Regions from separate parts of the Mus musculus genome. Here region 1 is linked to region 2. A link is a contact called in ENCODE POLR2A ChIA-PET data. All regions are on one chromosome and are shown on one strand. Each heading gives the region's core, a stretch centred on a gene start or an enhancer-like site at or near the end of the contact. The rest is flanking DNA. Distances are from core to core; before and after follow the strand shown. Region 1 holds the start of Nipa1 (non imprinted in Prader-Willi/Angelman syndrome 1 homolog (human)). Region 2 holds the start of Nipa2 (non imprinted in Prader-Willi/Angelman syndrome 2 homolog (human)).

Region 1 (3,037 bases), core at 505-3,004, 57 kb after region 2:
TCCTTTTGTTTTCCTCTAATGTAAGAGGCAGAATACTTTGACGGGGAAAGTAAACATTGCTTTCAGAGAAACCAAGAAAGGCTTGTGGTTGGAGCCACAACCTCAAGGGCTCTAGGGGTAACGACCTGGTTGCCAGTGTATGAGAGGTAAATACACTTTTTTTTTTTTTTCCAGAGGTATGTGTCCTCTGATTCCTTCTGGCTCTGAGAATTCCTCAGATTTCATGGCCTTGATTGGAAGACCAGACAGGTATTTTGTATGATGTTCCTCAGCTGTTGTTTGTGTACTTTGTCATGTTGCTCTCACGGTTATCCTGGTGTTGTGAGATTTGCAAGAATACCACACAAGTAAAGTACCCATCTTACTCAATCCTATAACAGACACATATATTTTTTTTATTTTTTGTCACAACAAACACTTTTGCCCAATTTTAGTGCCTGTACACATTGACAGTCTCCAACGTAGTTGCCTAATGTATACCAGATGTGTTTGTACATTACAGACACATCTGCAGGCTTGGGAGATCCTATTGGTTTTTTATTAGGATTGCAATGCTTTCATTTTGAAATAAATTTATTTAAATAAGCATTACTGGTTTTGTACTTTCGCTCAATATTTTCAGTTCTTTGTCTCTTTTCTGAAGCTTCCTGGCTACCCAGACAGCTTAGTCAAAATTTCAAACGTGTTCTGGAATTGGAACTAGTAAGTGTATTTACCTCTCATACACTGGCAACCAGCTCGTTACCCCTAGAGCCCTTGAGGTTGTGGCTCCAACCACAAGCCTTTCTTGGTTTCTCTGAAAGCAATGTTTACTTTCCCCGTCAAAGTATTCTGCCTCTTACATGCAGTGCCTGTCACAGGCCTCTCAACACAATGACATGGCATGGACAAAGAAGGTCTCTGTGCCTTATCCCACTTCCCTATCACTATGGAGTGATATCTGATGATGGGTTGACCCAGGGCATCCTCAGTAGGGGGGCCCGTTTGCATGCCTGTTTGATGTTTTCTTCATGCTTTAGACACTTCAGACAACCACAGGTAAGTTATCTAAGGATCCCAGGGCAAAAGCCGCCGGGAAGATCAGACCTTGCAATCAAGGTGACAGTGGGCACCTCAATGAAGACAGTACATCCTCTGGACCCACCACACACCCTTACTTCTTCACACCACCAAGTGTTCTCCCAAGAGCACCCCGGCCCAGTCTAAGTGAAAGGCAGGCCTGGCTCCACCCACCTCTGGATCCTATGAATAGGAAGCTCTGCCTGACAGTAGGTGAGTGAGGGCCTCTGGGCATAGGGCTCCAAGCTGAGCATCTGTCCCGATGCTCTGCTGCGGGGTAGGGGTTGGAGGACTGGACAGGTATAGGAACGGGGCAAGATGTCCGGTGAAGGGCTCCTGAAAGAGTGAATAAGGCCTCCCCGGTCGCAGAGAAGAGACAGAAGGAGACCGCGTAGAATGCGGAGGTGATGCCTGCGGGGTAGCCAGGGGAGCCGGCCCGTGCTCTGTGCACAGACACCGGCAGACGCGTGGTGCGGACCCCGGCCCGACCTCGGCCCGCCCTACCTCGCCTTTTAGCGCGCACAATGCCCTTCTTCTGCAGCACGAACGTGGACCCGTTCACTAGGCTGGACACCACAGCCACGCCCAGGCCGAGCGACACGGCGGCGGGGCTCGGGCCGCGCGCCCCCTCCCCGGCCGCCGCAGCCGCCGCCGCAGTCCCCATGCCGCCCGCGCCGCCCTCCGCTGCGCGTGCGCGCGCCGCGCCCCACGGGCTTGGAGAAGGAGCGGCGCGGGGCGGGGCAGAGAGGGAGCCGGAGTTCGGGGTCGGACTGCGAAGTAAGACAGGGGTGGGAGCGAGCTTAGGGGGTGGATGGGAAGCATGCAGTGGGATCAGAGGAGGAGCCGAAAGGCTTCTGCGGTCTGTGTGGATAGTATAATAATTCCGTAGAGCGTGCTGGTGCAGCGCCTGGGGCAGAAAGCTCTGCAGTACCAAGAGCCCTAGGGCGTCTGGTGGGGATGGTCAAGCTGTCCCCAGAGGAGCTCAGGTCTTCTAGGAACTCTGTTCTGTACTACCAAAGAGATGCTTTCTTCTTTGCTGCTTTGCTCCCTGGGAGGTCCGCTACCTTCACTCTGGATCATTGACCTTGTGATCATACTGTAGTGTTTCATTTTAATTCTTAATAAAGTATATCAAGATTATAAGGGAAAGTTATTTTGACTCACTTCGCCAACTCTCACTTAAGTATTCTGGGCCATTCCCACGCTTTCAAAGGCAATGCACATTTTTTTCTCTTTTATTGAGTGTTATGTAGCAATCTATTTCCATGTTATCACACAATTATTGTTTTAATAGCTGTGTGATGTCTATGAAAATATATTGTATCAAACCATTCATCAGATTGTTGGTTGTTAGGTTGCTCCAAGTGTTTGTTTCTCTATTCTATAATCATGCTATATTGAAAACTTAATTTAAAAAAAAGTTGGTTTAGGAAGTATACATGTCTTTTTGAAACTCTATAACGCAGTATTATTGCCGAAGCAATATAAAATTGGACTATTTATGCACTGAAACTACTGAATGGTTAGCCGCGCAGTGTGTTGAAGGCCTTTAATCCCAGGAGGCAAAGGCAGACAGATCTCTGTGAATTCAAGACCAGGCTGCTCTTCAGATCGAGTCCCAGGACAGCTAAGGCTACACAGAAACCCTGTCTTCAAAAACCATCCCCACCAACACTCTACTAAGCCAGTCTACCGTTGTTTCCTTCCGGGTGATAATTTACTCATAAAAGTCACCAATTCTGTCAGTGAGGCAAATGAAACCACTGAACTAGGGTAGTAAGATGGTTTTTTGGGGACAAACTGCCAGGCTGATTCAGACTGGAGAATAGCATCCTGCCAAATGAGCCTTGTCAGATTTATGGGGAGGAGACCTGCCGGCCAGACAGTCTGAGAGTTGGTGTAGGGACTTGGATCTCTTACAGACTGAGCTGATCAGAAACCAGGTGACCTTTCCCTGAGGTCAGGGAAGAGCGAGGGA
Region 2 (2,883 bases), core at 177-2,676:
GTGTGTGCACACCTAGTAGTGGTATTTCCCGTATCTGTGAAAAACTAAAGAAAACAACATTATCAGTCATTCTCCACCTTATTTTTCCTGATGGGGCCTCTCAATCAACCTAAAGTTTACTGACTCAACAAGACAAGCTAGACAAGAGGTGGGCAGGAACCTCCGGGCAGTGGTGGCGCATGCCATTAATCCCAGCACTAGGGAGGCAGAGGAGGCCAGCCTGGTCTACAGAGTGAGTTCCAGGACAGCCAGGACTACACAGAGAAACCCTGTCTCTATAAAAATCAAAACAAAAAACAACCAAACAACCAAACAAAAAAATACTACAGAACCTAATCTCCGATCTAACTTAGCAATACTGTTAGAAATTAAAATTTTAACTTACATGTAAGTTTAATATGGTCTTTCTTTTAAAAAACAGAGATGATTTATTCATTCTCATTTTCTTGGAAACGCTATCCTTTATTCCCATTTAAAGTATTTAACCACGGCAGAGTAGTTCCACCCTGGAAAGAAGAAAATATGGAAGTAGGTGAAAGGACAGAAAATTACTAAATACTTAGATATATAGTTACTGGCCTTCCTGTTCTTTCACTTAGTAAGTACTGTAAGAGCTTCTACATACAGCTTACTGGAATGAAAAACGTCAAATCTCAGACTTCCTCTTTTAACTTTAAAAATAATTAATATGGTATCAAACGGGCACATGATATAGAATCTAAAGAAACTGCACTCAAGACCACTCCTAAACTAAATGCCTTGCCATTATCGTAGAGAAATCAAAGAAGCAGGAACCCCAAACCCTGCATTTTGTGTAAACCCTATTAAGTGCCAGGGAACTGAGTCAAGCAAGCTCAAAACGTTACAGCAAGCCGAAACCATCTTCTGAAAACTCACGAAGGCAAATAAAACTGATATGCAGAACTTAACGAGTACGCGACCGGACAGGGCCAACCAGCCAGACTTCTGCCGGATTGAATGGCAATCAATCCGACTCACTGCGGATCACCAGGGAAGCTGCGTCCACCCCAGAACACGCGAAAAAGCAAGTCGCCCCGGGGCCCTTCTCCGACCTCAGGCGGCCGACACAGCCCGCAGCTCCGCCCTGGAGCTCGCTTACAGGAAGTAGCTACCTTAGGGCCGTCGCAGGCCGGCGGGCGACTCGGCTCCCTCCGGGACGCGACCCCGGTGCCCGCTCAGACCCCCACGCAGGCAGCTCGCTCCTGCGCGCACACAGCCACCGTCTCCGGCGACGTCCCGCGGGAAGTTCGTGCATCCGAGACTGCAGTGAGCGCCGCCTCCTCCATGGGAGAGCCGAGAGGAGCCTACCTCGGACAGCCTTCGGCCGCACCGCGGCCAGCACCAGAAGAGCCGCCGAGAACCTGCCGGGAAACCTGGGCGCAGACTAGTGACGTAAACCGCGCGCGCTGGGCAGGCACAGCTCAGGCCCCGCCTCCGCAAGGCTCTTCGCCCCGCCCTGACAGCGAGCCGGAGGAGCCGTACCTTCTAAGGTCATCTTTGCTCACCTACTCATCAAAAATCCAGCCCTGTTATTTAAAATCCGATTTCCTGGGAGTCTTCACGTGGGACCTTTGGGATGGAGGAGGTGGGTTTGACCGCAAAGGGCGGAAGTGGGCGGGACAAGGAGGCAGGTTTCCAGGGAAGAGACAGTAAAGCTTGTGGAGGAGGACCTTGTGATTTGGACAAGAGATCTTTTCCACGAGATGCACAGGAAACAAAGTAATAGCTTTTTCTCGGCTGCTTTTGCTTTGAAAAGACCATTGAAGGCTGCTGAAAATCCTTGTTTACAGGATATGTTACTCCAAGAACATTTGTTTGGGTGTGTTTGGGAGGGAGATCCTTGTAAAATGAATTATACATTTATTGAAACATTAAAAACAGCACTGTAGTTTTCCTATCTCCTATGCTAATGCTTTGGACGTGATGGTCTAAAACATTGAGGGAGTGGCTAAGTAGCTAATTTAAAAGCTACTCTGCTGTGAACTTGACAACCAGATACCCAAGTGTCTTAGAACTGGCTCTTGAGGACTTATTTTGCTCAATTTTTAGGGTAGGCTAATTTCTAGATGACATGCAAGTGGGACTTTGATGATCAGGTAAATACAGAATGACTCCAATTTTTCCACCTTTCCATGTGTCCACAAATTTTACAGTACCTGCATCTCCACTCTCCCTGAATCTGCATTGGCTGGGGGAATGGTATTGAGCAAAGAAAAATGCAATGAAACTTGATAAGAAGCCCGGACTGGTGGGCAGGAGGGAATAATGGAGAACAAATGTAGTACAATGTAGACCAGGAACAAAGCCACCATACTGACTTCCTTCCTGGCTAACTCAGAATTGCTGGCAAGGGTCAGGTTGGTTCACATCAGCAAAACTGCCCCACTGACCCATCGGCCTAAAAGAAAGAATAAGTGATTGCCACCTCATTTTGGTTTAAATTGATAGGCAGCAATAACTTAACTGATAAAGATGGCAACAGACATCTCCAAAGACCTGTTGATTATCATAAAGGCACTGGTTGGTTCATTTGAACAGGTGTGTGCCGTATGTGGGATCAGCATTGTAATTTAACCGTGGTAGAGAATTATCTTGTGGCACCTCCCTCTCCCTTCCCTTCCTCCTTCTCACTCCCTCCTCCCCATTGTCCTAAACATCCAAGGTACAGATCCTTCTCATCCATCTGCTTTCATCATTACAATCCTTTAGCTACTGTCACACTCATTATCTGGTCCTCCAAGCCAGTACTCACATCACACAGTGGAGTGAGTGTGGTGTGTGTGTGTGTGTATGTGTGTGTGTGTGTGTGAGTGCCTATTTAGTATGCTGCGGGCTCCTTAAATGCGCAAATCATTTTTCTAA

The links. ChIA-PET counts read pairs that join two places held with the same protein, here RNA polymerase II (POLR2A).
Region 1: POLR2A ChIA-PET joins it to region 2 with 20 read pairs in embryonic stem cell. The contact joins the promoter of Nipa1 here to the promoter of Nipa2 in region 2. POLR2A ChIA-PET finds 5 or more read pairs at or near these places in 4 of 5 experiments (Patski and embryonic stem cell).

What each region holds. Positions count from the first base shown.
Region 1 is chr7:56,017,846-56,020,882 of GRCm38, forward strand. It overlaps Nipa1 (non imprinted in Prader-Willi/Angelman syndrome 1 homolog (human)), which reads right to left and starts at 1,755. Exons shown (of 5, transcript NM_153578.3): 1 at 1,564-1,755. The coding sequence starts at 1,723.
Region 2 is chr7:55,961,067-55,963,949 of GRCm38, forward strand. Nipa2 (non imprinted in Prader-Willi/Angelman syndrome 2 homolog (human)) reads right to left here and starts at 1,427. Exons shown (of 7, transcript NM_001256130.1): 1 at 1,134-1,427; 2 at 386-506. A230056P14Rik (RIKEN cDNA A230056P14 gene) reads left to right here and starts at 1,465. Exons shown (of 6, transcript NR_015495.2): 1 at 1,465-1,606.